Regions from separate parts of the Homo sapiens genome. Here region 1 is linked to region 2. A link is a contact called in ENCODE Hi-C data. All regions are on one chromosome and are shown on one strand. Each heading gives the region's core, a stretch centred on a gene start or an enhancer-like site at or near the end of the contact. The rest is flanking DNA. Distances are from core to core; before and after follow the strand shown. Region 1 overlaps RXYLT1-AS1 (RXYLT1 antisense RNA 1). Region 2 overlaps LINC03056 (long intergenic non-protein coding RNA 3056).

Region 1 (2,922 bases), core at 276-2,775, 510 kb before region 2:
TGGAATGAGATGATCATACTTTGGCTTCTCCCAGGGATTGAAACACATTACCTACATTATACTCTGTTGGCTAAAGTAAGCCACAATGATAGTCCTAGCTTCCAAGAGGTCCACTGAGTGTAATCCTAGCACGTGCTCAGGAGAGTAGAACTGGAATGCTTGTGAATAGCCTCCAGGACTTTAACACCATGTCTCCTGTACTTCAGGTTTCACTAGTAGGGTGTGGTAACTCAGACTATTTCCAATATTTTGTCTCTTTCAGAAGATGGAGTATACACCTCCACCTCTTTGAGTTCAGGCTTGCCACTGTGACTGCTTTGGCCTTTGGAAACTGGGCTGAAGGGACAGGGTGCCAGTTCTAGGCAGAAACTTTGAGATCCAGGGCATGACTCATCACAAGGTACGGAAATGATTGTCCTGTCCGGTTTTGATACTTCACTGTGAGAATAAAATATTTCAGAGATGGGCTACTCCTTCCTCACGCGTTTTGGAAAGACTAAGACACGTGGGACCAAGTTGAGCAGGGCCCAGCCATGCCCTGCACAGTTGCAGCGGACAGGCAACCTCAGTGTAATGAGGACAAGAAATACATGTCTGTTTTTGTACGCCACTGAGATATTGAGGTTGCTTATTATCAGGCCAGGACTAGGGTGCTGAGAGTAAAGGACTCTCATTGGGGCAAGCTTCAGGGGGTGCCAAACAGCATAGTAATCAAGGTGAGTGATATTTTCATGCAATTACTACCACCAAAAGTAATGTAAAATAATCCATGATGAACAAAATATCCAAAGTCAGAATCAAGACCAGATGAGCGGTATAGCTTAGCAAAAGCTCACTGAAGAAGAGTTTTTATGCAACTAAAACAAACTCTAGCTGGAGTTTTAGCAAGAGAAGGGAAGGAACAGAAAGCCAGTAGGAAATAATAAAAAAAAAAATGTCAACAGCAGTTAGAAATGTGTTTCTGAGTTAATGATTCATTATTACGTTTCTCTGTTTTGTTTTTAGTGAATTTTTAAAAGCTTTAAACACATAAAGCATCTCAAACAACAGATTGCAAAAGGAGAGTAAATCAAAGAGAGAAAAACGCAAACAAGGAATGTTTTAAAAATTTAGGCCCAAGACCGGGCACGGTGGCTCACGCCTGTAATCCTAGCATTTTGGGAGGCTGAGGTGGGTGGATCACCTGAGGTCGGGAGTTCAAGACCAGCCTGGCCAACATGGCAAAACCCTTATCTCTACTAAGAAAAAAAAAAAATACAGAAAGTAGCCAGGCGTGGTGGCACACGCCTATAATCTCAGCTACTCAGGAGGCTGAAGCAGGAGAATTGCTTGAACCCAGCGGGCAGAGGTTGCAGTGAGCTGAGATTGTGCCACTTCACTCCAGCCTGGGTGAAAGAGCGAAGCTCCGTCTAAAAAAAAAAAAAATTTAGGCCCAAACTGCACCTCCCTGGAAAGAATTAGGGGCCAATTTGGAGCAAAGTGGTGATGGTTTAGTGAGGCCCCTCCAGCCTGACAGGGGAATTCCTCTTCTGCTATGTGGTTTTTAAAACCAAGGCTTCACTACCCAGGAAGTTAAGTTGCAACAGTAGTGTTTTCCATTTTCATCTCAGAAAGGTAAATAGATAATTTATTTAAAGCAATTCAAATCTATCTCAAGCAAGACAGACACATAGAAACCATAGCTGAATCGAAGATAAGTTTAAATACCAGGTTGATTTAGCCATCTGGATATTTTGGCAACCAACAGACGGAAGCTTATTTGACTAACTTCTCTCAGTAAACAATCCGAGAATCTGTCATTTGTGTTGGGATTGATACAACCAGTTATCATAATGAAAGAGGCAAAATGTGTATTCTAAAGGACAAAGGCTTCAGCATCTGAGATTTTCAAGTGCTTAATGTGTTAATGTGTGACTTTTTTTTTTTTTTAACATTAGAGACTCTGCAAAATTTAAAGGCCGACAATGAGATTAAGTCCTAGAAACTGTGGTTTGCTGCCTAGAGCAGTACCTGCAATATAGTAACTATTCAATAGGTTTGTGTAAAAGGAGTGTTTTAGTGAAACTTTAGTGGAAGTTTGCCACACACTAGACTGTAAAAAATGTACTATATTCACTTGCATAATTTGCTTCTTTTTGGAAAAAGTTATTTTAACAGTAAAGCAGGACACATATGAATCTTTGCAATAAGATGTAGTTCAACAAAAACGCATCTCGACAGTTGAACAGCCTAGACCGTACTGTCCCCTGCTGTGGCTGCTTTGGCAACAACTTCACCTCTAGCACAAATGTAGGACTCCTAGGGAGTGAGATTGCAAGTCAAAAAGAAAGAATGCAGTTTCCTTTCAACTGGTAACTTTAAAAATATCTGTATTAAAAAAATCTGTATTTCTGCTACAGGAAATAACCCAACTAGAATGTACAAAACTAGAAGACACATTTTTGCCTAATTAGCTTACTTAAATAAAATAACTATAACTGTTAAAATAGTGTTTTAGGCCGGGTGCAGTGGGTCACCTGTAATCCCGGTACTTTGGGAGGCCGAGGTGGTTGGAACTCTTGAGGTCAGGAGTTCGAGACCAGCCTGGCCAACATGGTGAAAATCCGTCTCCACTAAAAGTAGAAAAATTAGCCAGGTGTGGTGGTGGGCACCTGTAATCCCAGCTACTCGGGAGGTTGAGGCAGGAGAACTGCTTAAACCCAGGAGGTGGAGGTTTCAGTGAACCAAGATTGTGCCACTGCACTCCAACCTGGGTGACAGAGTGAGACTTCATATTAAAAAAAAAAAATAGTGTTTTAATTACTGCTTTCATGGTAACAAGTATAATGAATGACTATCAATAATTGGCGATGCTTGTGAATACTGATTTTTCATAGACATTTAAGCTGTTGTTTTATATTTATGAAGGTCTTATGTTAGAAA
Region 2 (3,280 bases), core at 36-2,535:
GTAACACGAGAAATGACAGGAGGGTCGCTTCCCCAGCGGGAAGTCTAACTTGAATTGGAATCAATTTTGTCTCTGGATAAAGGATGTATGGCAGAGCTAAACTGCGCATTTTGCTTATTGTCATGCTGTGCTGTTTATTGAATATAAAACCAATTGACTACATTTTTACATCTTGTAGCAAAAATGTACTTTGAAATTTTAGCTTTTAAGGGAAGAAATAGGAAGAGAAGAATGCTTCCAGGATTCCCAACAAAAAGAAAACTCCTAAATCTTAGCTAAGGTGGGGAATGATTTTTCATACCTTTGTTTTCCTAGTAGTAAATTAACCAAAAACACTTTATAAACAATCTCAAGTAAACAAATGAAATATTTTTTCTTTCCTACCCCCTAGCTTTACTGAGGTATAATTGACAAATTAAAATTGCATACATTAAAGGTGTATAACGTGATGTTTTGATATATGTATACATTGTAAAATAATTACATCAAGTTAATTAACATATCCATCACCACGTATAGTTACCGTTTGTGTGTGTGGGTAGTAAGAACACTTGAGACCTACTCTTTTAGCAAATTACCCATATACAACACATTACTATTAATTTTTACCATACTATACATTAAGTCTCCAGAACTAATCATCTTACAACTACAGGTTTGTACCCTTTGGTCAATATTCCACCCCTTCACCCCCATCCTCTGGTAACCACCTTTCTACTTCAGAATAGTCTTCCTTGAATGTTTTGAAGTTGAACTGCTATAGCATATCGAGTTCCTCATGGGCAACCACTGTATCTTATTCATCTTTGTGTTATTGTATGTAGTTTTTAAAAAAATTCTTCAGAGCCTGACATGATGCCTGGCACATAGGAGAGGCTCCATAATGTTTATTTCATTTGCTCAGTTTAGTCTAATGGTGTATAGAATTCTAGAGTTCTAGGCTCACGTTTCAAGCATGAACAGCTTTCGGCAAAATTCTTAAATGGGAAAAATGTGCCTCCAGAATCTGTCAACTTTCCCTCTCATTGTGAACACAGATGCCAGTGTAATTTTGCCATTTTCTGCTGTGACATTGTCCCCTGGATTTTTTCTCATGATTAAACTATTTCTTGATTAAAAAAGAAAAGTAAGAACAGGTGATGGTGATACAATGTGGGAGACTTCTAGATAACCTATTTGCTTTGAGCCCCTGGGGATGATACCCGTGATAATGAGTAAAATATTTTAGGGTGTAGTACCCTTGCAAAACCTCTCAAATCATGAATCACACCAAGGAAGTAGCAGCCTTGGTTTCAGTCTTAGTTTTAAGAACTGGAGAGGAAGCAACATAATACAGTATTCCCATGAGACAGCAAAGCCTTTCTCCTCATTTTGCAGATGGGAAAATTGAAAAACAGCATAAGTGACTGCTCAATTTGACATGAATGAGGGGTAGAGCTGGAAACAACAACAAAGGACTGCACTTGGTTTTCTGTCACATTAAACCTTTATTTATCCAAAGATTTATAAGTTACTTTGTTTTACAACTCTAATCTCTATTTTTTAAGAAAATGGCAATTATATTTCCCCAGACTGTGATTAACAAATGTAATAATAAACATATAAATCCTTCCCATGGGATCCTGGTATATTGTTTTCTGGGTCAGCATGTTTTGTGCTCATAAAGTTTAATAAAACTTTGAAATGCTATTTTGAAATAATTCAAATACACTGCCAATTTTTCCTTTTTTGTGGGAATTTGTGTTTGATATGTACTAAATTTGGATGAAGTAGTTTTTCTTCCTTCATGTCTGTCATTGCAGCTAGAAGTTGAACATTGGATAATAAAATTTTTTATTTGGCCGGGCGCAGTGGCTCATGCCTGTAATCCCAGCATTTTGGGAGGCCGAGGCGGGCAGATCATGAGGTCGCAAGGTCAGGAGATCAAGACCCTCCTGGCTAACACAGTGAAACCGCGTCTCTACTAAAAATACAAAAAATTAGCTGGGCGTGGTGGCGGGCGCCTGTAGTCCCAGCTACTTGGGAGGCTGAGACAGGAGAATGGCGTGAACCTGGGAGGCAGAGGTTGCGGTGAGCCGAGATCACTGCACTCCAGCCCAGGCAACACAGTGAGACTCTGTCTCAAAAAAAAAAGAAAAAAAGAAAAGAAAAAATTTGTGTGACAGTGGCATTAATAAAATATTTATATAGGAAGACTTCTTGACTTTTAAAAGCTATTTCAAGGGTATATTTTTGTAACAAACTGAAATTTTTGTTAAATTATTTTTGAACAACTTTAATGTTCTAGCTCTTGCCTCAAAAGCACAAAGTAGAGCAATGAAACTATTTTTAAGTCTTCAACTTTGGAGGGCAAACTATCTTATTAATCAGGTTTTAGCAAATTTACTTAATAAAACTTATGCAGAAGTATGATTTAATTTTTTTCCATAACAAGGGCATAGCAATATTCTAATCATTTTGAGCCGTGAAATAGAACACAGAGTAAAAATCCTCTAGTCTATCCTATGTGGCAGTGGCAATTGTTTGTGGTATATGTTGCATATACACCCTAATTGCTTATGGTGTAGAGACATAAAAGAATATGTTTTGAGATCTGCACTAATAAGAAAAATGTCTGGGTCATCTTTAGCACTCTTTATTCATGACTCTATTTGCATGCCCTAATCATACACAATGAATCAGTAGTTTCGGCTGCTTAATGAACAAAAATTCAGAACAGAGAAGATAGCTTTCTCCAGTTGTGTCATCAGCTAGCAATTCCAAGGTCCCCGACAATTTCCTTAACACACACAACCCCCAGTAATTATAGCACATTTTCTAATAGATAACTTCTCAAACAAATTCTCAATTACGTAGGGGGTAAATCCATGCCTGAAGACTGCTTCATCACTGAGATTGGCTGTTTTATGCCCCCAAGCAGTGGCTGACACTTCCCTTTCACACAGTGTTCGGAACTCTTGGAGTGCATGAGACATCTGGGAAATTAGAGCTATGATAGGCTACCTGAGTCATGTTGGAGTCCTGCTCAACTGGAGAACACAGAAACGCATTGGTGTTTGTGGCTTTGTTCATATGTATGGGGGATTTTTGAATCTCATCTTACTTCCCATAACCTATTAATAATTGTCTTTATTTTGGCTTTTCAGACAAGAGAAAGATTTTTAACCTTTTCCCCTTAGCCTACGTACTTTGTTGTTGTTGCTGTTTGAGGCAGGGTCTTGCCCTGTTGCTCAGGCTGGACTGCAGCCGTGCAATCATAGCTCACTGAAGCCTCAAACTC

The links. Hi-C counts contacts between places; a loop is a spot of excess contacts on that map. Pooled maps may share reads with other maps.
Region 1: a pooled map shows a loop between it and region 2 (7-fold over the local background). The contact joins two enhancer-like sites. A Hi-C loop is called at or near these places in 1 of 168 maps with a recorded cell type or tissue (PC-9), 6 of 37 single-sample maps with no recorded cell type and 5 of 50 pooled maps.

What each region holds. Positions count from the first base shown.
Region 1 is chr12:63,813,679-63,816,600 of GRCh38, reverse strand. It overlaps RXYLT1-AS1 (RXYLT1 antisense RNA 1), which reads left to right. Exons shown (of 4, transcript NR_126167.1): 2 at 263-400. Among named protein-coding and RNA genes, the nearest start is that of RXYLT1-AS1, 7.0 kb to the left of the region's middle. Within about 2 kb of position 1,525, at least 7 of the 41 ENCODE cell types and tissues checked have a DNase peak (open chromatin) inside an H3K27ac peak, as active enhancers do.
Region 2 is chr12:63,304,721-63,308,000 of GRCh38, reverse strand. The region is part of intron 1 of LINC03056 (long intergenic non-protein coding RNA 3056); the gene reads left to right. Among named protein-coding and RNA genes, the nearest start is that of LINC03056, 67 kb to the left of the region's middle. Within about 2 kb of position 1,285, at least 2 of the 41 ENCODE cell types and tissues checked have a DNase peak (open chromatin) inside an H3K27ac peak, as active enhancers do.